7 separate regions of the Mus musculus genome follow, and all the other regions are linked to region 3. A link is a loop called in an ENCODE intact Hi-C map of the cell type or tissue named here. Cell type or tissue: heart. All regions are shown on one strand. Region 1 holds the start of Zkscan7 (zinc finger with KRAB and SCAN domains 7). Region 2 overlaps Tcaim (T cell activation inhibitor, mitochondrial). Region 3 holds the start of Gm51699 (a long non-coding RNA gene). Region 4 holds the start of 1110059G10Rik (RIKEN cDNA 1110059G10 gene). Region 5 overlaps Zdhhc3 (zinc finger, DHHC domain containing 3). Region 6 overlaps Kif15 (kinesin family member 15). Region 7 overlaps Zdhhc3 (zinc finger, DHHC domain containing 3).

Region 1 (4,000 bases), 150 kb after region 3:
GATTTTTTATGGCGGCCGCTGTTATTGATCCTATAAAATTGAACTCAGCTCTCACAGAAATGATTTCTAAGCTGTGTTTTTTTTTTTTTAAATTAAGTCTGCTTGAACCCTTACAATGTATATTAAATAAATACAAATTGATGGTTTTACATAAAGAAGAAAGAAAGAAATAGCCTATTTCAAAACCTGAATAACTGTCTCATTGTTATAGATGACCCCTGGGATGAAATATGGAGAATGGGAATCATGGGGAAGCTATATCCCACCAGTTGCGCTGCATGCCCCTCTGCTCATATCTCTCGATACCTGGAGCAGTCCACATGAACCCATAAAACCATTCTTGAACAGGAAATACAACTGAGAAGAAATGCCCAATCCTGGCTACAACATGTTCAATGCGCTTCTGATCTATTATTGCTCCTCACATCCCATCTAAAATGCCTCTCTATGTTTTTTCTGTGCATCCCTTTTGGATCCCCTCTTAGTAATGACTCCTGTTCATGCTACCTCGCATGGTTCCTCCTCAGACCCAGGTTTCTCCTTTAATAAACCCTCATAGGAGGTCCCCCTCTTTGAGGGGCCCCTACCTCAGCATTCCTGTTATAATTATTCCCCAGATACAGATGACCACCACTCCCAGGGTTGTACTACGAAATAGAAGGATGCTGGACCTCCTGACAGCAGAACAGGGTAGAGGGGGAAGCTCGTGTCATCCTGGAGTAAGAATGTTGTTTCTCTGTAAATGAATTGAAATTGGTTGAACAAAATATTAAGACCCTTTGTATTAGATCATTATATCATGTGATATATATATATATATTTTACTAACCTGTGAATCAAAAAAGCAAGCAGTAAGCATCACACCTTACACACAAAGAATCAGGGCCACAGATTGTGCTATTTGAGCCCATAAATGTGTATTTTATAAATCCAAAGCACAGGAATAAAAGTATTTACAAAACTATAATAGTTAAAGAAATTTCAATAAAGAAAGTCATAACAAATTTGAATTCTCAGAGAATTGTCCTCTGAGAGGGACCTACCCTTTTATAGTAAATAAAGTTCTCCATCTTGTTAGATAGCAAACTTTATAACACAATTAATCCTTCCTGAGACTGGCACTTTGAGGTGAGATGACCTCAGAGATAAATTTAGGGTAAAAGAGCCAAGGAAAGAACACCCTGACCCAGACTTGACCCCTAGACCCCAAGAAACAGTTCCACCAATCCCTGAGTTTGCCCCAAACTCTGACTAGAATCCCACAAATCCCAGACTGCCCCAGAAGTCCCATCCCTCACTGAAACCTATATAAGGCCTGCCTTCTCCTCAGTTCCCCCTGCTCCTTGCCTGAGCAGAGGCAGCCACTCTTCTGGGTTTTCCCTTCCGATAAATCTATGTGAGATTTGTTGTGTGGTGTGACTTTGTGGTATTCCTTGACTCCCGATTGCCAGGGTACCTTTCCCAGGAAAGCTGTAACACTTACATCGGGGGAACCTTTGCCTGCTCAAGCAGAACTGTACAGTTGCGGGAACCTTCCCCTTAATGGAACCGAGCTGTAACACAATTAGGAATTGGGCTCTAATTGTATAGGGCATCATCAGGGACAGGCTGGTCTGTCAAAGTCTGATTGTTGGAAAGTATGGCTTTGCTTTTTTTGACCTTTTTATGTCAAGAGTGAGGTCTCTGGAATCTGAATGACTCTAAGTTCAGCATGACACCCTCTTGTGCCCCAGATGTTCCCTGGGTAAAAAAAAATCTTAGCGTTCAAGATTATTGCTCACCTTGGCAACCAAGACTTCCGGAATCCAGGAGGTACCGGAAGTGATGCTCTCATGCTTCCCGTCCCGCCGTCGTTGCCATTTCCTAGTGTCCTGGAGGTGTGTGGGGCCGTTGAGCCGTCACGCATGACGGTGGCGACGCGGTGGAAAGTGCGGCCCGCACTCGGGCCGCGACGCGGGCGGTGCCGGGGTGCTTACCCGAGGCGGAGCCGCGTCGTCCTCGTGTTGTGGTCGCTCGGCTTGGGGTCGGCTCGAGTTGTTGGCTCCCGTGCGTCAGCGCTGCACGGGGCAGACGCGGCCAGGTGAGCGGCTACCGAGGCAGGACCGTGACTCTGGAGTGAGCCCCACGCGAGCTCGCAGATTAGACGTGCAGCGAGACCTGCCGCTTAGCACTCGGCACAGTAAGGACCGCAGGAAAGTGTCCTGTGCTCTTGTGTACTCTCGGAGAGTTCACAGATTACTCCATCTGTCTTAAAAACAAAACAAAACAAAACAAAACAAAACAGGCTCAGAGGAAAATGTCTAACCCTGGGGTCTCCAGTGCCTGATATCTGATATCTCAAACCACGGCACACATCCTAGTTGCCCCAGAGGATCTGGTTTTCAAATGGCATGCATAAACGGAAAGGAAAATGGCTTTTCCCAAATTTTGTCCACTAAACTAACCACATTCGTGTAACATATCTCTCTCCCTGTGTAACACATATGCACGCGTGCAGGACTGGGAAGCAGTCCTGCCTTTTGAATCTTCGCAGGAAACAGAGCCCTGAGTAAACTGCAAACAATTGCATTAAGAGAAGTGATCCAACAGAGTTATGGGTGGAGAGTAGTCCGTGGGATTACTGAAGCTATAAACAGTGGTATGCCCGGAGAGACCAGAAAGTTAAAGTTAAGTTCCAAGTTAAGTAGAAAAGACTTCCAAAAGTTTTAATACTAGTTCCTCCCTTTGGGTGACCCTCCAGTAGTTTAGAGGCCATGACTGGTGAGTTCCTCATAAACAGTTGAAGTACACTGTTATAGTATGAGGTACAGCAAGGGAAATGAGCCATTGTTTTATATCTGGGGAAAGCAGGAAAATATCCTTCAAGAGAGGTGTTATTTATTCGGAGTCTTGACACTTGATTAAGAGTTTGTCAGAAATGACGGGAAAAAACAGGGAAGGTGCAGACAGGTAAAGTGTGGTCCCCACCCCCTTATTTGTAAAGTGTTAGCCCCAAACTTTAGTACATCTTTACCAGCTGAGTTTTGAGCCTCCACTCCCAGCACAAGTTTATGAAAAAATTAAAGATAAATCCTATTTGAATTTCAGTGCTTACTACAGGACATATTAAATAGTTAAATCATTTAGTATTTTCTTTAACATCCAGTTTCCTTGTATACCCTGCTTTGGAGGCCATTGATGTCCTTTTAATTTGGGTACTTGGGGGAAATGGTTGGAGGTGTATGTGAAAGACTGTGAAAGCTAAGCCTAGACATTCAGTTAGCTTTTATCCTGCAGGTGACTGGAGCCACTAATAGTTTGAAAAGGGAAGTCACTTGGAGTCATTTCTGTGTTTGTACTCTTCTCTTCCCCGGAGGCTTTGCTTCTAGCTGCAGAACCTGTTACCAGCTAAGAGCTAGGTGCTCCAGGACTCTGATCATTCTCTTTGTGTTTCTGTAGGTGACACTTTCCTCACTTCCTTTCTTGACTCTGAAAAAACAGCCCCCGCAGTTTGAAGCAGAGACTCATTTTCAGTGTGCCTGCTGTAGCTGGAACCAGCTTCTCTTTTGGGATCACAATGACCATGGAAGGCAGGGGGACATTAGATATCATCCCCAGGACTGCCATGTATCAGAAGCAGGAGGGGAACTTGACTGTGAAGCAGGAACCAGGAAGCCAGACATGGGGACAGAAGAACTACCTTCCCGTCTGTGAAATATTCCGACTGCACTTCAGGCAGTTGTGCTACCATGAGATGTCTGGGCCTCAGCAAGCCCTGAGCCGGCTCAGGGAGCTCTGCCACTGGTGGCTGATGCCAGAGGTCCACACCAAGGAACAGATCCTGGAACTGCTGGTGCTGGAGCAGTTCCTGAGCATCCTGCCCAGGGAGCTTCAGACCTGGGTACAGCTCCATCACCCTGAGACTGGCGAGGAAGCTGTGGCTATGGTGGAGGATTTCCAGAGACACCTTAGTGAGTCAGGGGAGGTAAGCAGTCAGTCTATAGGAACATCTAGAGCCACT
Region 2 (4,000 bases), 100 kb after region 3:
AAGAGAAAGATTTTTTAAAACCCTATTGAATATATACTATTAACATTGTCTGATACAAGTTTACTAAAGCATCAGTAACAGAGAACTTAAATACATGATTTCTTCTACCAATTAAAGTATCAGTGGAGCATATACTTGGTGGGCACAGGCATCCTCAAGATGAGTAAGATGTAGGATTATAACTTAGCCTGAAGCTCCTTAAAAAGCTTTCTTCACTTCTTCAGCTCTGGCCCAGGCAGAGCCCTGTGCTATGGCTCGCTCTCAGGTGAAGCATGGCCTCCTTTGTGCTCAGCTGTCTCCTGCACAGTGAGAGGCCTGCTCTCTGTTCAGAGTAGACCCACAGTACATTAGAACAAAGGAGATGCTAAAATCAGTTTTTCATGTTTTGGGTTTTTATGAAACATCATTAATTTAAACAGTTCAAATGTATGTTCAAAATAAGAAATGGCTTATAAAAGGATTGTGTGTGCCATTGTGGCTTTTGACCCATGCTAATGTGACAAATGTTGCTGTAAATACTCTTATGAAACAGTCCCTAAGTAGATTTGGTGGCACACATCTTTAATCCCAGCTCTTGGGAAGCAGAGGCAGGTGGATCTCTGTGAGTTTAAGGCCAGCCTGGTCTATAAAGTGAGTTTCAGGACAACCGGGGATGTTAAACACAGAGTAACCCTGTCTGGGGGGTGGGGCCGTCAAACCTGACATTTATTAGAAAATTGCTTGGATTGTACCGTGTCTAATATCAGCTAACGTGGAATCTGCTGTAATGTGTGTTGTATTGGATTTGTCTCAGAACTAATTGTTACATAATAAAGCAAGCCTTGGCCACCACACAGCTGCGTTCCAGGATTTCCAGCTGCTGAGTTTCATGACTGTAGTGGTAGGACGTTATTAGACGTGATCCTTTGCAGATGATTCATTGCAGATGTATGTCCTGTCTCCACAACAGAGGGTGCAGGTGAAGCCTCGGGTACAAACGGTCTCCAAAGGAGCCTGACACTGTGGTTGGTGTGCAGTCACTTGATCAAAAGCATCAAAGGCAGACCTGCCTCAGTCTCAAGCCCAGAGGGTTACATTACGGTATTGTTTGCCTTGAGACTGGCCTTTTATATAAAGCTTTGTGGGTCACTAGGAGCTCCAAATGGTTGCAGCCCAATTGTTACAGGGCAAGAATCCTGCTTTCATTTTTGGCCCTTTGTCTCTATGTAATTACCTATTTCCTTTGAAGGAGAGTTTTCCGTCTGTGTGGACACCTTGTAAAACACAGCAGCATCCAGTCAAGAAGCAATGTAACGGGTCTGTTATTTCCTGAAAGCCTTTAGTGTCTCTGCAGACCCATACACAGATCTGAGCATGCGTCTGGTGTGCTTGTTAGCTAGCTTAAAGCTCTTCCTAGCTGGGTACCCTCCCCAGAAGTTTTCCTTATTTTATACAGGTTGTATTTGCGGCCAACTGAAGCCACCCTGGGAGTGGGAAGGAGCGCAGATGGCTGGGCATGCTGCCAATAGTTGGCTGGGATCCTTTTGCTCTGGTAGGAGGAGGTCTTCCAGTGCTGATCACTGGCAGCCTCTGTAACCCTCCATTTCCAGATGCCAGCCTTCACAATGCTCCCTTGTCCAGAGTCTTCGTCACAAGAGGCACAGGAAGGTGTGGTCAAAAAACGCATGGTCAGGCTGGAGAGATGGCTCAGTGGTTAAGAGCAATGGCATCCAGACAGACATCCAGTCAAAACATGCATGCACATTAAATTAAAACATTACTAAAAGCTGGAAATCCCAGCACTGGGAGGCAGAGTCAGGTGGCTTGGTCTACATAGTGAGAATGGTGAAAGAGACCGAGGTGACCACCTTTCAAGGAACTCTGACATCATGAGGGCTTGTCCTAGGCTTGAACTGGAAGATAGTAGGGACAATATAAGCACAGGCCTGAAGCTTGTGGAGTGCTAACCCGAAAAACAGGTTTCAGCCCCTTTCCACTCCCAAGTGTGCCCAGTGTCCAGCGAGTGGGTCCCACTCACCCTGGCCTGTTCTCATCCCACCCAAGGCCTGCTTCTGTCCCACAGGTGATTTGACTCCAGCACCAAAACTGCGGTATTCACCCTCAAAGTGTCAAGACAGCTGAGGAGGTAAAGAAAGCCGTAGAAGGCAATCTGAAAAAAAATCTCAGAAAAGTTTGTATTGGGTCTGAAAGCAGATATTTTTGCGGATTCCTGTAAACTTGTGCTTCTGAGGGTGGAGCTGATGGGACCTTCATAGAGCTCTGCAGGTGTGGGTAGGCGGCCGCTTCCTTGGCACTTCCTAGCTCAAAAGGAAAACCGGTTATTTCTTGTCAGCACATTCCTTAGCTTGCAGGACAGGGCCCAGGGCAGAGAAGGGCTGGCTGGAAGCCTCGCTGCCAGAGGAGGGGACGCTCCCAAGTGGTGCTGCGTCGGCAGAGCGCCCCCTGATGGGGACAGAGCTCGGGACAGGGACAGGTCGGGTAGAAGCAAGCTTCCTGTCCCGGGGCCTCTGCCTGCAGCCTCGGGGTTCACTGGAGAAGCAGGTCTGTGGACAGCCGCAGCGCAGGGCATGCTCACTCGCAGAGACCCCGACCTTGCCTGACGCTTCTCTCCAGAGGTTGCAGGTGTGGTCTCCTCCCCTGGAGGAAAGGTGGTTTCTCCAGTGATCTCGTTTACCCAGACAAAAGAATCTAGAGATTTCTTCTCCTGTTCAAGCTGACTCCTAGACATATCTAAAACGGAGAAAACGGGATCATGTGACCCAGGTAAAAGCTGCTCTTAACTTTTGAATAGTCTTTTACGATTTTTTTTTTCGAGACATGGTCTCTCTGTGTTATCTCTGGCTGTCCTGGAACTCACTGTGTGACTGGCCTCCAACTCTCAGATCCACATGCCTCTTCCTCCCAAGTGCTGGAATTAAAGGTGTGCGCCACCATGCCCAGATTCTTTTCCTTGATTAATGATATAGAAGGGTTCTGGGGTACCGACATTCCTCCATGACCTCTACTTCGAGGTTCCTGCCTTGAGTTTTGTAAGACCCCCCAACTCAATGTGTTTCTTAGACCCCTAGAAACAAAGCCCAGCATGGAGTTCTTTGTTCTTTCACCTTCAGCCTGAGAGAACGATGACCACTGGGTGACCCACCCAGGCGCCTGACTTTGTAAGGGCCATTGTGTAAGGGACCAAGAATGTTTGCCAAAGATAGCCTGTAACCTTTCCGTGAGAGATGAGCTGTAATTCGTCATCCCCATTCTTATGTTTACTCAGCTTCCCCATTCTTTATGGTCTTACCCTCCCCTAACTTTGCGGTTTATTCTTTTAAAACCCTCGACTGCAACTGCTGGGGGTCGATCTCCTCTGTCCCTGTGCGGGTTATGAGCTCGGCCTCAACATGCTGATTCCCGAATAAACCTCATGCGATATTGCATCAAGAATGGTTTCTCTCGAGTTATTGGGGCGTCGGCTCATCCAGGGACTTGAGCCAGGGTCTCCCCGGAAATGGGGGTCTTTCAGTTTCTGCACTGACTTCCCTTAGTGATGGAGTGTGACCTGAAAGTTGTAAGCTGAAATAAATCCTTTCCTTTCCAAGTTACTTTTGGTTATTGTGTTTTATCATAGCAATAGAAACCTAAATAAGATGTATGGATGTACTGAACATATACAGACATTTTCTTGTTACTTCCTGGACTCCACAGCATTTATTACACTGTGCTTTAGAGATGGCTTTTAGTATTCAAGAAGATGAGAATGCACTGGATGTAAATACCATCCTATTTTATACTAGGACGCCAAGCATATACTCAGTGTTCGCTGCAATTTCTGGTGCCGATCCCAAGAATGGAGGAAGACTGTATACTAAGCATATTTTACCTATTTTTCTGACCCAGTTCAGTTATCTATGTATGTATGCTAGGAATTTAAATGGAAGGTAAATGATTAAATTTCTAATATTTTCTACACAATAAACTGTTATATTCTTTGAACAGGTTGGTCACCATTCCT
Region 3 (4,000 bases):
GCAATACAGGCCTCTTCCTCTGTTTCGACTTTCTTTCTTCTCCTCTAGGTTGCACTTTTTCTTTACAGGCACTTGTTGCATGATGCTCTATAGCACGTAGGTCTGCCAAAGCCTCTTTTGGCATAGATCTTTATAAAGATCTTGCCCCCCACAAAAAGAGCTCAGCAAAGCTGCCTTGCAGTCCTTATTGAACCCATCTCTTCTTTAACTCCTCTATGAACATACTTCTATTTGGCCCAGTGAATTGGAATTCGAACACAGCTTTTCTAATTCCCAGTCCCCTCAGCCCCCGGCCCCTGGCCCTTGATCTTTATGAGAACCTCAGATGAGGATTAAAGTGTCTCTAATGTCTGCTGAGCCAGTCCATCACACTGTCTCAGGTTAGACAGCCCTTGCCTTAAGGAGGAATGGATGCTACATTACTCTGGTTTTCTGCCTCCACAGCAGTCAAACTGACCCCATCAGCTCCTGTGTCCCAGAACCTCACAAGCTACACAGTGGCAGGTTGTTTCATTTATTGTTTAAAAGACTTCTCCGGTTCCAGCAGGTCACGTGCTGAATGTTTCCTGGTCACCCCAGTTTCTTGTATAGGACCACTGTTAAGGTCCCCACTGTTAGGCTGAAACCCCCTGCTCACTGCTGCACAAGCTGGGAAACCTCATCTGCCCTCCTTGCCCCAACCCACCCTGCGCTGAAAAACTCCAAACAAAGGAACTCCCAGTTCTCTTCTTGGCAGCTGTTGAAACATCCTGCCCCTGCTGCCAGCCACCCAAGCCCTGCCTAAGTGCTCAGCTCTTGACCATATGTGGGCACAAATCCAGCTTGTGGCTGATGCCATCACCCCTCACCTAAGGTCTATAAAACCTCTGCCCTAGCCAGGCTGTGTGACTTCCACAGCTCAGTTCTTCCAGACTGATGAACTCGCTCCTAATAAACCTACCATTATCTGCTTTTAGCCTGGTCTTATCTAGCCTGTATCTGAGTCACCCCGGGAGAAAAAAAGCCCATTATCTTGGTGACAAAACCAGGAGGATTTAAGCCCTAGCCCAGTAGTCTGGGCCCCTGTTGTGTGGTGCCCACTCCTCTCCCTCTCTCTCCCTCCATCAGATTTTCAACTTAGGGTAAGTCACCTTTTCCAGCCTAAGAGGTATTGGGTGCCTCTTTCAGATCCAGAACCCCTGGGATTACCTGCCAAGCAGCAGCCGATCCAGAGCAAATTCATCCATTCTGGAACAAAGACAGTCTTTATTCTGGGTAGCCTTGGGATTTTGGAAATGTTCATTCCAAGGCTACCCCACCTCCCACTGTTTGACCACAAGCTGTTCTGAGGGACACCTCTTTGGTTTCCAGAACAAGCTCAGAGATGGACAACGCTGAGTCTAAATCCGATCCTCAGTCACCTCCTGGATTGCTTGCTACTAAATGTATCCAAATTTGTCTCAAACCTTTGTCCAAAATGCCAGATGTGTTCTGGCAAATGTTCTGTGGCCTGGCTTCAGTAGCTAATCTAAATGGCCACCAGAGGGCACTCTTGACTTTAACATCCTCCATGATCTTAATATTTTTCTGCCTGTTTGTGGGCCGACGGTTTGAACTCTCTTCTGTCCAGGACTTTTGGGGCCTGAGCTCTTGACCCTCTCTCTGTAACCAACCTTCTATGGCTCAGGTCCTAATAGTAAGGATGGTCACACTCACATCCCCCTTACCTCCAAGGACTCAAACTCCAAATCAGAGTCCCCTCCTCTAATGGAACCCCACCTACTCCTCCCCTTTCTTCACCACAGCATACTCACCTGTTGTTCCAATTGCAATGGCTGCTCCAAACCAAGTTGCTAATTTAACCACCCCTGAGGCATGTACAGATCTCAGTGACCATTTTTCCCTTAGGTCCATGTAGGGCTACTACTACAACAATCCCCAAAGCCTCACCTACCCTCCACTGCCATGGATCCCAAAACTTGTTCAGCTGCAACACGCCAACAGTCCCACCTCCTCGCTGACATGGCTCCAAAATGCCCCCTCATTTCCGTCCAAAATAAGCAACAATGCAATTTATGGCCTTGTGACAGCAGCTCCCTCAGCCAAGGTCCTTTGCCATTTTCCCCACTTGTTAACCCTTTCTTGTCCTGACTTAGCCTTCAGCTTAAACCTAATCATACAACACTTATTATAAACTATAGTGGGTTGGCCTAATGCTGCTTGTATTCTAATGCTAATTTGGGGCCCTCAAGATGGGTGCCCCAGAGATGAGAGTCTGCACCTAAGCCACTGAGTGACCCTGACCCCATTTAATTGTGATTGGTAAATAAAGATGCCAACAGCCAATAGCTGGGCAGAAGAGACATAGGTAAGGTTTAAGTTTTTCGGGCTTAGAGTGAGAGGATCACAAGGAGGAGGGAAGGGGCAGAAGGAGCCACATGGAATGAAGGAAGAATGAGCAGGAGGGAGAGGAGAGCTGTCATGGGCTAAGAGCCAAGAGAACATGGCCCAGAGGGCTGCTCTATTGGAGTCAAGTGCAACCCAGGTGAACTACAGTAAGGGATCAATAGGAAGGTAGACTCTAGTAGCCTGGAGGGTAGGCAGTGGCCCAGCTATGGTGCTGCTTAAGGCTATTTAAAAATATAAAAGCTTTGTGTCTTTCATCTGCTAACATAAATGATCTAAGGCAGGGTAAAAGCCTCAGGCCAGGATTTTTAATATTTTTTACTACAATAAAGTATTAAAATAATCAAAACATACAACTTAATTATCAATTACCTCATAATCATATTCACAATATGCCATATATGCTTATAGTTATGATTAATTACCAACATAAGTTTTATTTGGCCTCCTGTGTCTATGTTTTATATACATGAAATTTGGTTCTCTCTATATATGTTGTAAGGATTCATGAATCAATGGAGAATGATACCCCAGACTCAAAGAGTATGCAAAAGCAGAAAGATATATTCTACAGTAATCCAGCATGCAGGGGACTACCATTCATCAAAATGGTAACTAGGAGGTAAGCTCACAGGTTCAATTTAAAGCTGAATAGGGGAGTTCCAGGGAGCGGTAGGTGACCTCTATCATGACTGGTTGGCTTGGTCTCTAGGGCTATGGGTGTCTTTGGGATTGGGATTTGAGGAAGTCTGGGAACTTTCCAGAATCATTGCTGGGAAGACCTGGAAACACTCTGTTTTTACCTCAGGCCAGATGGCAAGACAGTTCCTGATTGACTGCCTGAAAGCTGTGGTTTTCCTAGGAACTGACTTGCCCAGCCTTGACCAGTTCTGGGAAACAGAAATTTAGGCCTAGTCTCTTGAACTGCCAATTTGGAGCCTGTCATGGAGTTAGTCTGGCTAAGTCCTCTCAATGTAACCTAGATTTAACTATACACACATTCCTTGGATCCAACTCTCATTTACAGAAAAATATGTCTACTCAAAACACAAATTTTTAAAATAACAACCTTGTGGCTCTCCTCTACCTTAGCTGCTGACCTCGCCAGGATTAAGTGGCCACAGGGCTTGTGACTTCACCCCCTTAAAATGACCACATGTTATAAAGCAACAATCACAAAATTTCTTAGTCATAATGGACTCTGTTTATTTTTGTATCTCCTTTTAGACTAAGAAAGCAACTTACTCCAGAGACCCAGTAGAAAAGTCCTACAAGGGATGGAACAGTGAGCTACGCCCCCAGACACAAATGCTTGACACCACACCCTCAACTTCATCATTCTGTGGCCATCAGTCACATAGGCTGTCCAAGCTCTACCCCCACAGTTACCTGGAAATAGCCAGGTATGCTCCTCCCACAATTACCCTGCAACAGCAAGGTAGCCCAGCCCACTATAAAGGGGTCTGCTTGGCCCCTCCTCACTCTCTTGCTTCTCTTGTCTCTCTTGCTTTCTCTCTAGCCCTCTTGCTCCCTCTCTCCCCCTCTCTTCTCCCCGTTTGCCACGTGACCATGGCCAACCTCTACTTCCTCTCCCCGCCCCTCCCCGCCCCTCCCC
Region 4 (4,000 bases), 210 kb after region 3:
CTGGTTGGCCTATTTTAGCAATAGGATACTTTATACAGTACACTAAGGTCAGTCTACTTATTTTCTATTTCACTGAAGTGATACTTGAGGCACAGAGTGAAATCACTTGCTCAAGGTTACACATCTGGTACAAAAGCTAATGCTTGAACCAAAGGCTTTCTTCAAACCATTCTATTCAATTAAAAAAATCAGATTATTTTAGGATATACCTGTTTTGGCAGCCTTTATTTCTGCTTTAATTTTCATGACCTCTTCAGCTGTTAGGTCTCCCTTTTTTAAAACCACTACTTGAGGCTGTTCATCTTCTTTGTCACTGTGATTGCCATCTTCATCTGGGAGCTGAGGCTGGATTTTCTACAGAAAATGTTTGATAATCTTTAACCAAACACTGCCATTGTGAGCAACTGTAATTTTTAAAGTGAAGTGGGCTGGGCAGTGGTTGTGTATACCTTTAATCCTAGCACTCAGGAGGCAGAGGCAGACCGATCTCTGTGAGTTTGAGGCCAGCCTGGTCTACACAGTGATTTCCAGGCCAGCCAAGACTACAAAGAGAAACCCTGTCTTGATAACAAAACAAACAAACAAGCAAAACTAGAACAAAAGCAAAATGGATAATGATCCTTGAAATGAATAGAAGATAAAATTTTAATTAAAAATAAACTCCAAAGAGTTTATTTTTACTATACCAGAAAACAGAAACTGGGAAACTTCTCCAGTGGGATTAATTTCTATCTAGACTATTGAAGGCAGTGCCACATCATCTTGCTTCCTCTTTTCTAATCAATATTTTTCATCCCTGTCTTGTCTGGATTTGATAAAACAACAACAACAAAAACCAACAAAACACCAACAACCTGACTTTACCATCCAAGCCACAAAAGTACAGAAAATAACAGGAAAATTATATTTTCCCCTACCTCTGCTCATTTGATATACTAACAGCTTCAGTTTTGTAGATATCTTTGTTTGTTTTTCAAGACAGGGTTTCCTCTGTTTAGCCTTCATTGCCCTGCAACTCCATTTGTAGATCAGGCTGGTCTGGAAGTCAGAGATCTGCCTGCTTCTTCATTCTGAGTTCTAGGATTCAAAGACATGTGCCACCACTGCCCAGCAGATACTATTAGCTGCTATTCAAGGACACACAAATAGTTATATAAAAGGTTTTGTACATAAACAATACTGTACATAATTGTTTAACTTTTGAAATTTATCAAACAGAAACCTAGTACTCACTGTACAAATGTAACAATTATATTTTGTCAGCTAAGTCAAAACATTTCTACTTTTTAACTAAGAAAGGTTTTGCATACTTTGAGATAAATACAGAATTATCTCATTTTTCAAGCAACTGTCTAATATTTAATTTTGGGCAGTCATCTTATGGGGAATACCCTGCATGACTTGGCCTTTGCCCACTACTATATTTTATCCCATGTAACTTTCACAGCTTCTAAGAGTCTAGACAACTAAGTTTGAGTACTCAACTGTCCATTATGTCTGTCTTTTTTTCTCAAACTGTGTCTAGGATGCTCCAGGCCATCTCTTACATAGCTAGCCCTCAAAACTAAAGAATCCCTAGATGCGCTTTTGAACACAACTGCATGTCCTCTTGTTTGACCTGTGCATAGCTTCTCGGCAGCAAGAACGCATTGTGTTTTCAATGTTACCTTCATTAGACAACCCCCTTTGAGAAGTACTGTTTCATTTCCCTATCTTGAGACACACAGCTTGGTAAACAGCAGGGGTTCTACTAGTCCTGGCTGATTCCTTCAAAGACTCCTGATTCGAGTCGTTTAATCAAGTGGCTTCGGTCTCCTTATCTGAAAAAGGGGACGACGCTGTCAATCACCTTGCTCAGGTAAAGTGAGATCCGCAAGTAAGAAAGGACAGAAAAGCTGTCTAGACTAGCTACTAGGGCTAGGTCGTTTTCAAGAATAGCACCCTGCAAGTAAGAATTCCTGGACCCGAGAGGCCAGACCTGGGGTCCGGCTGGTCGCGAGTGAGGGACCTGTCAGTTACGTCGGCACCGAGGAGCCGGAAGTGGGGTGGAGATAGAGGGTCTGACTCGGGGCGACTCCCGCGGCCTCACCTTGGTCTCTACGGTGGGCCCCTCCTTGTAGCCGACTCTCTCTTTGAAGCGGGACAGGAAGGCGGGCTCTGCGGGCCGCACATAGGACACTTGGTTCCGCTTGCTCATGGTAGTTCTGGTTCTGACCAACAATAAATAGCACTCGGCAGACTTGGCAGGGTACAAAGTGTCTGTCGCCCGCGCGGACTTCTGACGTAGACCGTGTTAGTGACGCCATCCGACCACGCCCAGGAGGCGTGGTCCGTTGGGGCGCCAAATTCAAATCTGCGGCCATCTTGAAGGGAGGATTCTGGTGGTCCTGGCGTAAGCGAATCTCGGACGGGGTCGCCATGGCCCCCGGCTGCAAATGTAAGTTGCGAGCCTGCCTGGTGAACTCATCGCCGCTGGCAGATGCCGGTGCTACGGGGCGTCACCTCTTAGGGCGCCCCGCGAGGGCGACGACGGCACACGCAGTGGGAACCCGAGTTCCTCACGGAGCGCGGGCGTCCCGCCTCGGCCACCCTACACCCGAGCGCTCTTCTCTGTGCATGGGACCCTGCTGTTTCCTTGCTGGCTTCTGGTGTCCTGAGGGCGGCCCTTGCGCTGCACTTGATGCTTGATTACCTATTTCTGCCTTTTTTGAAGGGAAGGGATTTGTGTTCCCTTCGGTGGCCTACCCTCAGAGGAGGGAACTTTAAAGCGAATTGCAACGGTCCCTTTACAACAGTTCCCATTCTTCATGCAAGACTTCATGAGTTCCTGAAACCAGAACTGTATCTTAGTACAGAACCCTATAGATAATGTGCTCTGTAAACTAAGTGTACTAAGATTAGCTAATACTAAAATACCTCAATTATAGTAATAGACAGTAATAGTTATTTGAAAGTAGTCTTTGCCTCAATTATAGTAATAGACAGTAATAGTTATTTGAAAGTAGTCTTTGACATAGTGTCTTATTATACCGGTCTTTTATCCTATGAGATTCTACGGTGTCTACTTGCTGAGAGAAATTCTGTAGACAGTATGACAGAGTTAGTATCCAAAAGTCACTTGAACACAAGCATTGTGATATAGCCACTTGATCTAATAACAAATGGCTGAGACTGTTAGGAGAGTAGTGTTTATAGTACCTGGCTAAAAAGAGTTGTGTAGCATGAGGCTTTATATTGAGACCTTGTTTAAAAAAAAAAAAAAAAAAAGGCTTAGAAATTGTTTCATTCTGAATTTTCTATTTAGTTGTTTTAGATTGTGATTGATGGCTGAGGAAAAAAACATAGAAAAAAGAAGTGCAGATTATGAGTAGACTAATATATATATTAATCTGTTTTCATCACAAAGAGATTGATTTAATCCCCCACTTCCAACGTATATGAGTGCCACCTCTTATATTGCCTATTATCTTTCTTAAATTATTTTTAATTATTGGTGTGTATGTGAGTGCACATGCATGTGTATATGTGTGCACAGCTGCGAGTGTAGTTTGTGTGTAGGTTGCTTGTGTGGGTGAAGATGGCCGTGGAGTGGTTGGATACTCTAGAGCTAGCATTATGAGTGGTTGTGAGCTTCTGAATATGGGTGCTGGCATGTGTGGTTTTTTTTTTTTTCCTTTGTTTTTCGGCTGATTATAAGATTTGAGAATAAAATGAGATACTTGAGAAAATTGTGAAATTATACATTTGAAATTTACAATAGTGTTCATGTTTGTAGCTCTTTGTCAATTGTTATTGTTTCCTGATGAATTGTTTTAGTAACCCTTTAAGTCTATTACACTGATATTTGAACAGCTCTGTGTGATCTTTTCCTCTATTTAAAGTAGCCTGTCTCCTCTACCTCTTCAGCAGTAAGAGAATTTAAGCGTACAAACTAGTACATGATAGAGCTTAAATTCTTTTTAAAATCTAGGCTCGTCTTAAGGTTTCTGTGAAGCCAGAC
Region 5 (4,000 bases), 330 kb after region 3:
CACCATTTCCTTTGCTGGATCACTTTTGGCACATCCTGTTAAGAGGAACTCAGAGAAAGTCCCTACTCTCCTGTACCCTCTATTGCCCTTCCTATCCCCCGACCCCAATCCTAATGGAAAAAAAAGTGTGGGGTGACAGAGTTGGTAACACTCATCAGGGTAGCAGCCACTGTTGGTGTCTTATCCTCCATGACTTCTATTCATCCAGCACCTCCACAGAGTCCCTGTCTTTTGTCGCCTCCAATTGGCTCTCAGCTGTTTCCATGTTGTCCACGTCTGACAGAGATGACACTTGACGTACCAAGCCCTTATCAATGGGTGTCTCTGGTTGACAAGGTCTGGTGAAAGGGTTGAACCAGTTCAGGGAAAAGTTCCCACCAAAAGCCTCCTGGACCGACTTCCAGCTGCCCGACTGCTCCCTGGGCTGTTTTGTTCGTTGGAGGCGTTCAATACCCTGAAGGAGAATGGGCAGAAGGTCAGTGTACTACATGAACACACCTTTTGCCTTGGCAGAGCAGGGGATGGGAATTTCAATATGGACGGCACAGCTTGCTGCGGCCCAGGCCACTTTTGAAGTCCCTTAGGGCTGCAGGGCAGAGCAGAAACTGTGAAGCAGAACAAGCGGGCCTGGCATTGGATTTGCCTGTCACCCACGTACTGCCAGACCCCTTCCTACAAAGGCAGTGGTCTGCTCCTGGGCAGGGACCAGATACCCAATGGCCAAGTATATCTTGGCTTCTGTAGGCATGAGCTAGACTATCACCTATGAAATCACTAAGAAGGGGCTGGAGAGATGGCTCAGTGGTCCAAAGGTCCCATGTTCAAATCTCAGCAACCACATGGTGGCTCACAACCATCTGTAATGAGATCTGATGCCCTCTTCTGGTGTATAATAATAAATAAATAAATCTTTGGGTCGGAGTGAGTGGGGCCGGAGCACGCAGAGGTCCTGAGTTCAGTTTCTAGCAACCACATGATGGCTCACAACCATCTGTACTCATATACATAAAATAAATAAATAAATCTTAAAAAAAGAAACCACTAAAAAAGGGGCCCCTTGCCCACAGTAGGACCAGTAAGCTTGGCATGGGGAAGGCTGAGGGGTGAGGATACAGCACAGGAGATAAACATGCGAGGGGAAGCAAAGATGCCACATGCAGTGGGCACCAGAAGGTGCACAGGCCACTGTGGGTTCATGCAGTGGACATTCCACATGACCTCTCCCAAGCTGACCACTCACCTGCTGTGGGTGCTGACTGTGACTCGGCCCCCAGGCCACAGAAAGAAGGTGATGGGTAGGAAAAAGCCCCAAACAGTTATAGATACACAGAGATCAGACCTCCAGATTCATCCTTACAAAGGCTCTGAGCCCCCAGCCAGGCCTCTGCTTTCTTCACCTCTTCCACAAGCTAAGGGAATTTTCTGAGTTTCCCAGACAGATATCGATGCACTCAATCATGACTCAAGACCCTCTACCCCCAAGGAAGACTTCTATGGTCCTAATTTATCTCTTTCATGCAATTTTCTCCTGTAACTGGAATATGGCATATCCCTTTTGTAAGGAAGAGGTAGACACACAGACTAATCTGACTATACCAATACTCTAGCACTCTTCCCATAACATCTCAGGGACTTACGTTTCTTGACTTCTGTAAAAGCTATCAGTTAAAGAATCTGACCTTAGCTGATTGTGGAGGCAGAGTCAGGTGGGTCTCTGTGAGTTCCAGGACAGCCAGGGAAAGAGATCCTGTCTTAAATCAACCAAACCAAACCAAAAAACCCAATAACCAATAATCTGATCTCATGTGCTCTCTTCATGAGACATCAATAATGGAAGGTGCCAGTGGTCACTTTATAGCAGGGAAACGTTCCAGGAATGGACTTAACACAACCATCAAGGTCAGAATTGCCAAGACTCAAGTGGATCAGCAGCAAGTGTTTCCAGTTACAGGGAACCACAAATGTAACACGCCAGTGCCCCTCCTGCCTAACCCGACACAAGAGCAGTTGACAACAATAACTGACCTACAGTTTTCACCAGGGCCAAGGTCTGTGGTGGAACTATTTTGGAATGAGACAGAAGTGGTTTATCCTGAATTTGGTAAGTGTCTTAGAACCAACTATACACTTAAATGATTTGTATTACATTATATGAATTTATTCTCAATTAAAAAAATCTAGGTCATGACAAATTTAAGACTGAGGAACTGATAGAAATGGGGTAGAGACAAGTAGTAGAATGTGGAATCCCTGAAGACAAAAGGCAGGTAGAGAAAGCTCCCCCGAGGTAGAGGACAGTAAGAGTTTTGTTCTTAAGGAGAGAATGGGTTTCGGTCTGCCGCACAGTTCAAGCTGGCCTCAAACTCCGAGAATCAGTGATCTTCCCACCCTAGTCTCTTGAACAGCTAGGACTACAGGTGTGCACCACTATGGAGACTGCAAGTTTTCCCCACCCCCTCCTTTTTCTTTCCAAATTACTTTCTTAAAAGAGAAAGGAATTTGTTGTTGTTGTTGTTGTAAGATGTTTATCTTTGGTAACACTGAATGTCATTCAGAAGATATACAATTTTGCTGATTTTTATAAGTCTGACATTATTTTACAATGAGAAGTTCAAGAGAACCCAAGACAGAATTGACACTGAGTTATAATGATAAATTGAGAACTGGAATGTGCAGCAACGCAGTCTAAGTAACTAGTTCTATAAGTTGCAAGTGTGGCACTGAGAAACCATGTTTTGCATGACCCTGGGACATCCTGCAACCTGTGTCTTGCCTTAAGGAGAAGCACTTTGCACAGGACACCCCCCATGGGGCTGTTACCGTTGCAGATGGGGTGTATTTCTGTGGACTTGTCCACATTTCATGTTTTCACCATGGAGCAAGCATTAGTTTTTGTAATAAGAACAAGAATCAGCTAAGACCAGAGTTTTAATAGTCTCTGCAGGTCATGAAGACAGGCAGATGATGCCCTCCACCGCCAGGAACACAGGTCCTGACACAGACACACACACACACACACACACACACACACACACACACCCCTTGTGAAGGTGTCAGTATTAAGTTCCCGAGAGGCTGAGACAGCAGCCCAAGCTTGGTTAGAAAGTTATGCAGAAGCCAGGCGTGGTGGCGCACACCTTTAATCCTAGAGGCAGAGGCAGGCAGATTTCTGAGTTCAAGGCCAGCCTGGTCTACAAAGTGAGTTCCAGGACAGCCAGGGCTCTACAGAGAAACCCTGTCTCAAAAAACAAAAACAAAAACAAAAAAACAAAAACAGAAAGTTATGCAGAAGCAGGACAAGTGCTTTTTTTTCTCTCCACCAGGTGTTTTCCCCATTGTCTGACAAAGCCTCACTCTGTAGGTCTCAAAGTCAGGTGCAGAGGCAGAGCAAGCCCAGGATTACCACTGTAAAGTGGTGTGTTAGGATCAACTGGCCTGTGTGCCCACATTCCTTAGCAGCTATATATATAGACATCAGGAGTGTCAGCTTTGAGCAGGGAAAGAAAATAATCTAAGAAAATTGATGCATAAAACAGACCCCAGAGCTTCTTTTTCTAAGAGTTGTAGACTTAAAGGTGTCCAGAAGGCAAAGTTCTGCAGCCTGAGATTCACAGGTGTGAGCCATGTCAGGCTCAAGCGAACAGTGACTGACACAAGTGAGCAGGCCTCGGCCTCACCTGAACGGCCTGTAGAGTCTGACCGGTGAACATTGCACCAACACCCCAGCATGAATGTGTGAGGCCTAAGGCTCCCAAGGGTGGCAGGGACCACAGGCATCAGTTCAGGGCTTGTGAGACTCCTGGAATAGGACCCCAGTGCCAGCAGATAAGCTGGCCAGCATCCCCACAGCAAGCTCTGGAGAGCTGGTCAGATGATACCAACTCTCTCGAGCAGCAGCTCCATACCCTTCTACTGCAGCCCACAGCACGAAACGTCTTCCTGTTGCAACCCAGAAGATGCACAGACTCACAACCAAAGTACTCTGAAGTATCACGCAGCG
Region 6 (4,000 bases), 220 kb after region 3:
GAATCCTTACAGACCCAGCTTCGTTCTCCTCCAGTGTCTTCTCTTATAGACTGGTACTGATTTTGTTACCAGTTTTCATCTGGATCCACTGAGGAATAGGATGATTTTGCTTCTGTTTCTTGGCCAGGAATCGCTTGATTCTGAAAGTCTTGTGAGAAGCCAATCAGGCGTAGTGCGTACTATGGCAAATAAATAATTAGAACTAAATAAAGTTTAAATTTCAGTTCCTTGGCTCCATTAGCCACATAAGGTGCTTAAGCATTTGGAATATGGCTAATATGTTGAATGAACAAAGTTACAGAGTCACATGTTGTTAATGGCTACTGGATCAGACAGCATAGGTCTTTAATTTTTTTTCCTTTGTAATAGGGTCTTATGTATCCCAGACTATCCTGCATTATACTGTGTAGCCAAAGATGACCTCAGACTTCAGATCTGCTTGCCTCCAACCCGAGTGCCGAGATTACAGGCATTTACTATGATGCCTGATATATGCCATTCTGGAGATTGAATCCAGGACTTTGTGTACTAGGAAGCACTAGCAAGCACTCTGCTAAATGAACTCCATCCCCAGCCCCTCACAAGTCTTTACTATACACATGAGATTTTGTTTGTTTCAAAAAATTTTTAGATCTGTTTTCTTTTCAGCTAGAAAATTGCTAGTCAATAGAAATATAAAATGAGCTACACTTATCATTTAAAAATATCTTTTTTGTTTGTTTGTTTAGTCGATTGGTTGTTTTTTTTTTTTGAGACAGAGTTTCTCTGTGTGTAGTCTTAGCTATCCTGGAACTCACTCTGTAAACCAGGTTGTCCTTGAACTCAGAGATCCTCCTGCCTCTCCCTCCTAATTCCTGGGATTAAAGATGTGAGTTAACCACCACCCAGCTGAAACTGGATTCTTAGGGTTCCTGGAAATGACAATGGCAAAATATACTCCAGGTCAAGGAGAATTTAGTAAGCTGTTCCTTCCTTCCACTCTGTTCTATCAAGATCCCAGCCTTATTCAAGGTGGGCCTTCCCCATTCAGTTGCATATACACATCCCATTCCTTTCTGAAAGACAGGCAAGGTAGCCTGTGTCGGTAAGCCCAGCACTAAGAAGCCAAAGGCAGATGGATCGATGACAGCCTCAGCTACATAACCAGTTCCAGGAATACAAGATTCCAAAACCTAAAGTATCTTAATAGACATAGTGGCAGAAAAAAGAAACCAGTAAAATTAATTATGGTCATAGATATTATTTAACTCAGTGTCCAGAATACCACTTTAATATGTAATTAATATAAACTATTTTTAAGATCTTTTTCATTCTTGTTAATTCAGTCTTCCAAATCTCCTATATAATTTAAACTTATACAATATGCCTATTTCAACTTGTAATCTAAATTGGCCTCTCAATAGCCACATGTAGCTTATGGACATTGTAGGTTTAAGAATTCTTTTGTTGTTGATAAACTGTGTCTATAAGTAAAAATAAAATAAAAATACTTTCAGTACAAACTAGTGACAAAATAAGTGAAGAAAATATAGAGCTATGGAGTTTATGCTAACAGTGAATAATATTTGTATATAATATATAGAATCTGTCTGAAATTCAGATGAATGCATTTAAATTTTTTCTTTTAGTCCCCCGTCCTCTCCCCCCCCCCCCCCCCCCCCCCTTGAGACAGGGTTTCTCTGTGTAGCCCTGGCTATTCTGGAACTCTGTTTGTAGACCAGGCTTGCCTCCCGAGTGCTGGGATTAAAGGTGTGTACCATCACACCTGGCTAGATTTATTTTATATGTATTGAGTGTTTTGCCTACATGTATGCTTATATGTGCCATGTGAATGCCTGGTGTCCTTGGAAGACCTTAAGTGTCAGATGCTCTGGAACTGGAGTCATGGATGGTGGTAAATCACCATGTGCATTTTGGGAATCAAACACAGGTCCTATACAAGAGCAATGAGTGTTCTTAATCACTACACTAACTTTCCAGCCCCATGTGCATTAAAAAATCATTGCTGCTCTTCTAAAGGTCCTGAGTTCAAAATTCCAGCAACCACATGGTGGCTCACAACCATCTGTAATGAGATCTGACGCCCTCTTCTGGAGTGTCTGAAGACAGCTACACTGCACTTACAGATAAATAAATAAATAAATAAATAAATAAATAGAACTAGAGTTACAGACACAATTATGAGTCTGCTATATGGGTTCCAAGATTCAAACTAGGGTCCTCTGGAAGAAGAGCAGCCAGTAGTGCTCCTAACCACTGAGCTTCGTCTCTAATCATCTGCTTGCATTTTTTTTTTCCCCTGAGGCGGGGTCTTACTATGTAACTCTTGCTACCTAGGAACTTAGGTAGTCCAGGCTGGTCTTGAACTCCTGCCTGCCTCTGCCTTCCAAGTGCTGGGGTTAAAGACATTTATCCCCACTATGCCCTGCTTTCCTTTCTTTTCTTTTCTTTTCTTTTCTTTTCTTTTCTTTTCAGATAATTTTTTTTTTTTTACTAAAAAATTTAAAATGACTTGGAGATAGCATAGTCATTAAAGTATTAAGGATCCTCTTTCAATCCCTAGATCCTGTGTGTAAACAAAGCCAGATTTGGTGGCCTACACTTGTGACCCCAATGGTGGGAAGGCAGAGACAGGGATCAGTGGGACTCACTGGTCAGCCTGCCTAGTCTACTTGTTGAGTATACTTCCTCTCAAAATCAAAACAAGTCAAAACAAAAAAACTACCCTGGATAGCATCTGAGGAACAATAGTCAAGGTGTCATTTGCACAACCCCCCTACATATGCACACATATATATCTATCTATAGTATATCTATATCTATAGATAGATAGATACCCCCAAAGAAGTGAAATATAACTGTAAACAATATCAACACTTTAGAAATAGTAAAACTGTTATATTATAGAAATTGATAAGGTTAAAACAATACGGTTGACATTATTATTAGGTTTCTCAGGTGCTGTCAAGTGGTCAGGTTTGTGACCATTCCCTGGTCATGTTGCTCCAAAGCAATAGACATGCTAAAATCTATGATTATATTGGAGATTATTTGACCTCATGATATTTGTAATTTTACCTTTTATCATCATATGTGGTTTAGCCATTTTCCTAAAGTAGATGTAACCTTTAAGCAGTTATAGGTCTTAAAGTCTAAGCACTTAGTTTTTATGATATGAGATATAGGTTAGAAGTATTTTTATTTAATATGTTTGGTGCTTATATTTGTAGGAGTCTGTATTCTCAACAGTGGCTAAAAGCATTGTGGAATCATGCATGAGCGGTTATAATGGGACCATCTTTGCATAGTAAGTTGTTAACTATCTCTATATAAAAGTATGACAGTACTTGTATTAGTTCCTATTTGTTGCTGGTTTAATAAATCACCCAAACTTAGTGGCATAAATAACAGATGTATCAGGTTCATCATGAGCCTCACTGAACTGAGTTTATGCTGTTACTGGTGCTCCATCCTTTCCGGAAGCTGTATAGGAAAATATTTCCTTCCTTTCCTAGCTTCTAGGGACCATTCATCTTCCTTGGCTCAGAGCCCCTTTCTCTGTTTTGAAGCTAATAGTTCAGTAATCCAATGGTATATTTTGTTCCTAGTTTGTTCCATCTTTGATCTTTGAGGTTTCTCTGTTGCTTTGACATATTCTGTCCTTTGTTTTTGAGCATTTCCTTACTTTATCAGGCTGCATGACATGCCAAGCTCTTATATGTTGTCTATCCTAGTTCTAGAATCATTAAAACCATGGCTTCTTTTGTTGGAAAATGGTAATGAGCAGCTGAGAGATCTGAAAGTTCTGTATCATCCACTCATGTAGATATTATGCTAACCCTGGGTTTATACTGATGTCTAGCACTAATCCAGTGACCACAGGGTTTATTCTAGTCTGTCTTTCTTGTTTAGTTATTTACCTTTGCTGTTGGTGTTAAACCTTTTACTTTTACTGTCTGTTATCCACTTACTAACTTGGTCAACTCTGGTTACATGTAAA
Region 7 (4,000 bases), 350 kb after region 3:
AGGTTTGTGATGATGGAATGACCTCATTGGACATCCTATATCAAGTTGACAAGGCCACACCAGAATTGACTTGGATTGCCAGGGCCTAGCCAAATATATGTACTTTTAGAATGCTCACCAAGTGAGCAAGAACTGGCTGGACTCACTCACTTCTGCAGATGGTATCCTGCTTGTCCCTTCCCTCCTCTCAGAACTAGAAAGGGGTTCCCTGGTCAGGACATCCGCCTTGTAGACTCTGAGTGTGAAAGTTCTAGCCCTACATATGGCTGCTTATTATTTTTTTTCTTTCCTACCCCGGTTTCTCCCTGTTTTAAATCTGTACATTTAAATGGAATATTTGTGAAGCAGGGAGACATGGTCTATGATCTTAATCTAAGTTAGTATTATCAAGACAAGCAATCTGAAACAAACTACTACTACTACTACTACTACTACTACTACTACTACTACTACTACTACTGCAACACACACACACACACACACACACACACACACTCACCAAACAAAGTTAAAAACCCTTATGCCCTAGGCAAAAAGTTAAAAATGGATCTCTGGGAGAAGACTGGGGTAAAATGACCTTGATCATAGTGCCCTGTTTGGAGCCAGGGTGTTGCTTAGGGAAGGAAAGCTTGCCTAGTGTAGCCCTGGGCTCCATCGCCAGCGGTGAAAAGAGTAAAGCAAGTGCCTTGCAGACCGAGCCTGCCCTCCTCAGGAGCCTGGCCTCCCTCTGCTGACCTGAGCATGCTCTCTCTGGAGACATGCTCAGTTTGATCCTGTCCAACTTAGTAAGTTGCCTGTCTAAACTGAAGGGTCTGTTTCTTTTTATAAAAAAAGACTAGTGCCTCTTAGGGCCTGATCAGTCTGTAGGGTTTCAGAAGATGTAATAAAATGAGGCTGGGCTGGCACTGCAAAGGGAACAGGATCCCAGGCCACTCAGGTCTTATACCCTCTCTACCAAAGGAAGGGAAACCCTGGCAATACTTACTTGTCCAGTCTTCTTCAAAGCAATGCAGGAAGTGGAATCCCACCATGATGAGGGCGTGCAAGGAAATGAGAGCTATGTACATCTGAAACAGGAAAGCAGTGCTGAGCCATTGTTGGGAAAATCTCCTAACTATGCAGCCTCCTTGAGCAGCTACTCAGAACATGTTCTACATGAATACTCTGCTAGGCAGAGGCCAGAAAGGTAGCTGCGGCTCCTCCAGTCCACAGACCCTCTATTTCTTGTTCTCTGAGAATATGTGGAACCAGAACAGATGCACAGCCCAAACACAGCATGACTCAGGCTGTGTGGGGCACATGAAATCTTATGCTGCTTCTAACTTAAAAGGTTAGAGTGCCAACTATTCTACATCTACTTGTAGCTCAGAGTTTGAGCCACCAGCAACACTGTCTTCTTTAGCTATGTGGGCCTAGTGCTCTAGTGGTACCCAGAACATAGCACTTGCCTCCAGCTAGTTAAACCAAATCAGCTTTCTCCATGCACAGAAAGTGAAGGACATTTGTTGAGCCAGAGAGATAGTGAGTGAGAAAGCAGAGAACCACACAGTAGGCAGTTTTCTCAACAGCAACCAAGACTGCTAAGAGTGCTGAGGTTTTCCAAAGAACTAATGAGTGCCCCTGCCTCGTGGAGGCAGAGTTGATGCTGACTTACTGTGAATAGGACAAAGTACTTCTGGTTGTTCTCGCCGACACAGTTGTTGACCCAAGGACAGTGGTGATCCATCTTGCGAATGCACCGCTTACAAACACTGAAATGACCCATAATTCAGACCTTCAGCAGGGGTAACCATCATACAGTTTGAAAACAAACACTACACAAGTAACAAAGCAGCGGTGCTGGGGTGACCCAGAGGGGAACACTGGAATTCTGGAATGCAGAGTCAGGACTTCCAGGGTCAGGTCACTCCTCACTAGGGTCGAAGCATTTGCTTCCAGGGCATCTGCACACAGTAACAGGTCAGAACTGGCCCACGTAAGAGACTATTCTGAAGCCTCATGAAACTTAGAAATTGGGGTCCCGAGGAGGCCAAGTGAGAGGCGTTTGGGAAATGTTACTGTAGGACAGGATACTGGGCAGGGCTGGCAGAAGTTCCAGATGTTCTAGCAGAAATGGAATATACTTTTTCAAGCTGCAGGAACTGTAGTAGCTCGGCAGACTTGGGTCTGCTGGACTACCTTACTCAAGTCGGTGGGTTCCTGTCAGTCTGACTAAGACGAGTGGAGGCTTCATACTGCTCTCTACCCTTTTTCTTCCCCATCACTCCAAAGGCCTCATCTCATGACACAGTGCCAACAGGCACTGCTCAGAAATCCTAGCCTGGTTCCATGATCTTCAGGAGCAGGAAGGCAAGGCAAGAAAGAAAAGGAGGTCCAACATGGATGCAGAAGCAAATAGCCAGGCCCAGCAACTATACCACTGGTCTGTCTGCTCTGTCTCTTTTGTTACCAGCTCTAAAAATACACATGAAAACACATGTGAATTATGTATACAATAAATTAACACTTTTTTGTTTGTTTTTTTCAAGACAAGGTTTCTCTGTGTAACCTGGCTGTCTTGGAACTTGCTCTACAAACCTAGAACTCAAGAGATCCACCTACCTTTGTCCCCTAAGTGCTGAGATTAAAGGTGTACGTCACCATGCCCGACCTCCCCATAAACAATTTTAAAGCAGGCAAGTAGTGTAGAGTGGTCGGCTCGCTATGTACCAGGCCTCTGCTCACCATGGATGGAATCACCACATCCTATTTATCTTATGGGCATACAACCCAATGCAGTGAGCTCTAGGGTCCTTCATCCCTACTCATTTGAGGAACAAACTCCTGAGAGTAGCCACTTCTTGCCTATGCTCCTCAGCAGGTCCTCTTCCATCCTACTTATTTCTAGGGCAGCTTTCAAGTACACACTTAAGTCAGTGAGGGTCCATTGTAGAGAAGCACCAAGTGGCCTCTGGTTCTGTAGGCCATGGATATTTTAAACAAGTTCGCATAGCAAAGCCACCCTTCACACTCTGAAGAAAACAGGTGTGGAAGAGCAGGAAGCTGGGTTTCACAAGGGGCTAAGATGTGTTGGGCAATCAGGTTAGACAAACATATGCTTGAGGGAGTAGGGAAAGTCTCTATAGCTCTTGGGGGTGGCATAGGTAGGTAGTTTCTTGTTTTCAAGAACATGAAGTGCCAGCACAGCACTTGTCTTCTCTGTGGGCCAGACAGCTTCAGGCAGGGCAGGCAGGGCTCCAGGCCCAAGGCTGTAGGGACTGAAGGCGAAGCAATGGTCACTGAACACAGAAGATGCTCTACAGAGAGATCTTTTCTGGTGCTAGGCCTTCTAGATTTCCCTCACTACTCCTATCTTTTATACCACTGTTTTAAAAGCGATACTTTTCCCTTCTACTACTTCCTTGCCACATTTCAGCCCCCAGATCTCAGGAGACATTGACAAGCTCTCTCTGGCTTATATACATTAACAGGTCCACTCTTGGGTTGTATTCCACCAGGAGGCACAAGGAACAATCTTTGGTGTGTAGCCTTTAAGCAGGTGCTGGGCCAGCATTAGCCACACAGCCATGTCCCACAGGAGCACTTAACCACACTGTCATGCTGCTCAAACACACCTTTCCTGACTCCGTGGAGGGACTCTGGGCTTAGCCTAGTTGGGTCTGATCGTGACGGCAGGAGCTCACACAGATAAGAAGCAGGCAAGAGAATGGGTGGAACCCCAAGACAGCAAGGGAGAGACAGAGGGAGCTATGCTTTCACACATAGGATTTCATCACATACCTCACTATCTGAAAAAACTGTAGGCAAGGTAACAGCATCCCATACTCTAGATTAACACAGCTCAGAAGAGACAGTGTAGCCAAGGAAAGAACAGAACAGGGGTCCAAGGGCAGATCTCCATGTTGTGGCTGGACAAAGAAACAGGCCCTCCAAATCAGCCTAGGCCATCATCTTGTTCCTCAGGTGAGCACCAGGTCACAGGACAATGTATTTGGTGACG

The links. A loop is a pair of places that touch in the nucleus more often than their neighbours do. Peaks named below come from ENCODE experiments on the same cell type or tissue, not always from the same donor. Only the 100,000 strongest peaks of a DNase experiment are listed, where the experiment ranks them.
Region 1: it touches region 3 in a loop (2.0-fold over the local background); 6 of 42 quality-filtered maps call a loop at or near these places.
Region 2: it touches region 3 in a loop (7-fold over the local background); 3 of 42 quality-filtered maps call a loop at or near these places.
Region 4: a loop joins it to region 3, with 2.5 times the contacts of the local background. A loop is called at or near these places in 13 of 42 quality-filtered maps.
Region 5: it touches region 3 in a loop (5-fold over the local background); 5 of 42 quality-filtered maps call a loop at or near these places.
Region 6: a loop joins it to region 3, with 4 times the contacts of the local background. A loop is called at or near these places in 14 of 42 quality-filtered maps.
Region 7: it touches region 3 in a loop (2.7-fold over the local background); 4 of 42 quality-filtered maps call a loop at or near these places.

Annotation. Positions count from the first base shown.
Region 1 is chr9:122,884,986-122,888,985 of GRCm38, forward strand. Zkscan7 (zinc finger with KRAB and SCAN domains 7) reads left to right here and starts at 1,833. Exons shown (of 6, transcript NM_001177505.2): 1 at 1,833-2,080; 2 at 3,439-3,964. The coding sequence starts at 3,557. It also overlaps a transcript of Zfp445 not described here. In heart, no CTCF peak of the experiment used is centred here; a DNase peak (open chromatin) is centred at 1,916; H3K4me3 peaks cover 1,363 bases; H3K27ac peaks cover 1,252 bases.
Region 2 is chr9:122,835,500-122,839,499 of GRCm38, forward strand. Tcaim (T cell activation inhibitor, mitochondrial) reads left to right here. Exons shown (of 11, transcript NM_001013405.2): 11 at 1-833. It overlaps Gm35549 (predicted gene, 35549), which reads right to left. Exons shown (of 3, transcript NM_001363262.1): 3 at 2,154-2,730. The coding sequence starts at 2,728. The coding sequence ends at 2,303. Among named protein-coding and RNA genes, the nearest start is that of Gm35549, 6.5 kb to the right of the region's middle. In heart, a CTCF peak has its summit at 2,437 (motif pointing left); DNase peaks (open chromatin) are centred at 812, 1,502 and 2,442; H3K4me3 peaks cover 528 bases.
Region 3 is chr9:122,735,411-122,739,410 of GRCm38, forward strand. It overlaps Gm51699 (a long non-coding RNA gene), which reads left to right and starts at 3,613. Exons shown (of 3, transcript XR_003948282.1): 1 at 3,613-3,788. In heart, a CTCF peak has its summit at 1,517 (motif pointing right); no DNase peak of the experiment used is centred here.
Region 4 is chr9:122,948,716-122,952,715 of GRCm38, forward strand. 1110059G10Rik (RIKEN cDNA 1110059G10 gene) reads right to left here and starts at 2,285. Exons shown (of 3, transcript NM_025419.4): 1 at 2,090-2,285; 2 at 210-354. The coding sequence starts at 2,197. It overlaps Kif15 (kinesin family member 15), which reads left to right and starts at 2,366. Exons shown (of 35, transcript NM_010620.1): 1 at 2,366-2,437. The coding sequence starts at 2,419. In heart, a CTCF peak has its summit at 2,462; a DNase peak (open chromatin) is centred at 2,296; H3K4me3 peaks cover 2,767 bases; H3K27ac peaks cover 1,676 bases.
Region 5 is chr9:123,070,165-123,074,164 of GRCm38, forward strand. It overlaps Zdhhc3 (zinc finger, DHHC domain containing 3), which reads right to left. Exons shown (of 7, transcript NM_001372538.1): 7 at 1-454. The coding sequence ends at 197. Among named protein-coding and RNA genes, the nearest start is that of Tgm4, 37 kb to the left of the region's middle. In heart, no CTCF peak of the experiment used is centred here; no DNase peak of the experiment used is centred here.
Region 6 is chr9:122,960,250-122,964,249 of GRCm38, forward strand. Kif15 (kinesin family member 15) reads left to right here. Exons shown (of 35, transcript NM_010620.1): 4 at 3,231-3,307. It also overlaps the pseudogene Gm35691. Among named protein-coding and RNA genes, the nearest start is that of Kif15, 11 kb to the left of the region's middle. In heart, no CTCF peak of the experiment used is centred here; no DNase peak of the experiment used is centred here.
Region 7 is chr9:123,082,560-123,086,559 of GRCm38, forward strand. It overlaps Zdhhc3 (zinc finger, DHHC domain containing 3), which reads right to left. Exons shown (of 7, transcript NM_001372538.1): 4 at 1,655-1,751; 5 at 986-1,067. Among named protein-coding and RNA genes, the nearest start is that of Zdhhc3, 29 kb to the right of the region's middle. In heart, no CTCF peak of the experiment used is centred here; no DNase peak of the experiment used is centred here.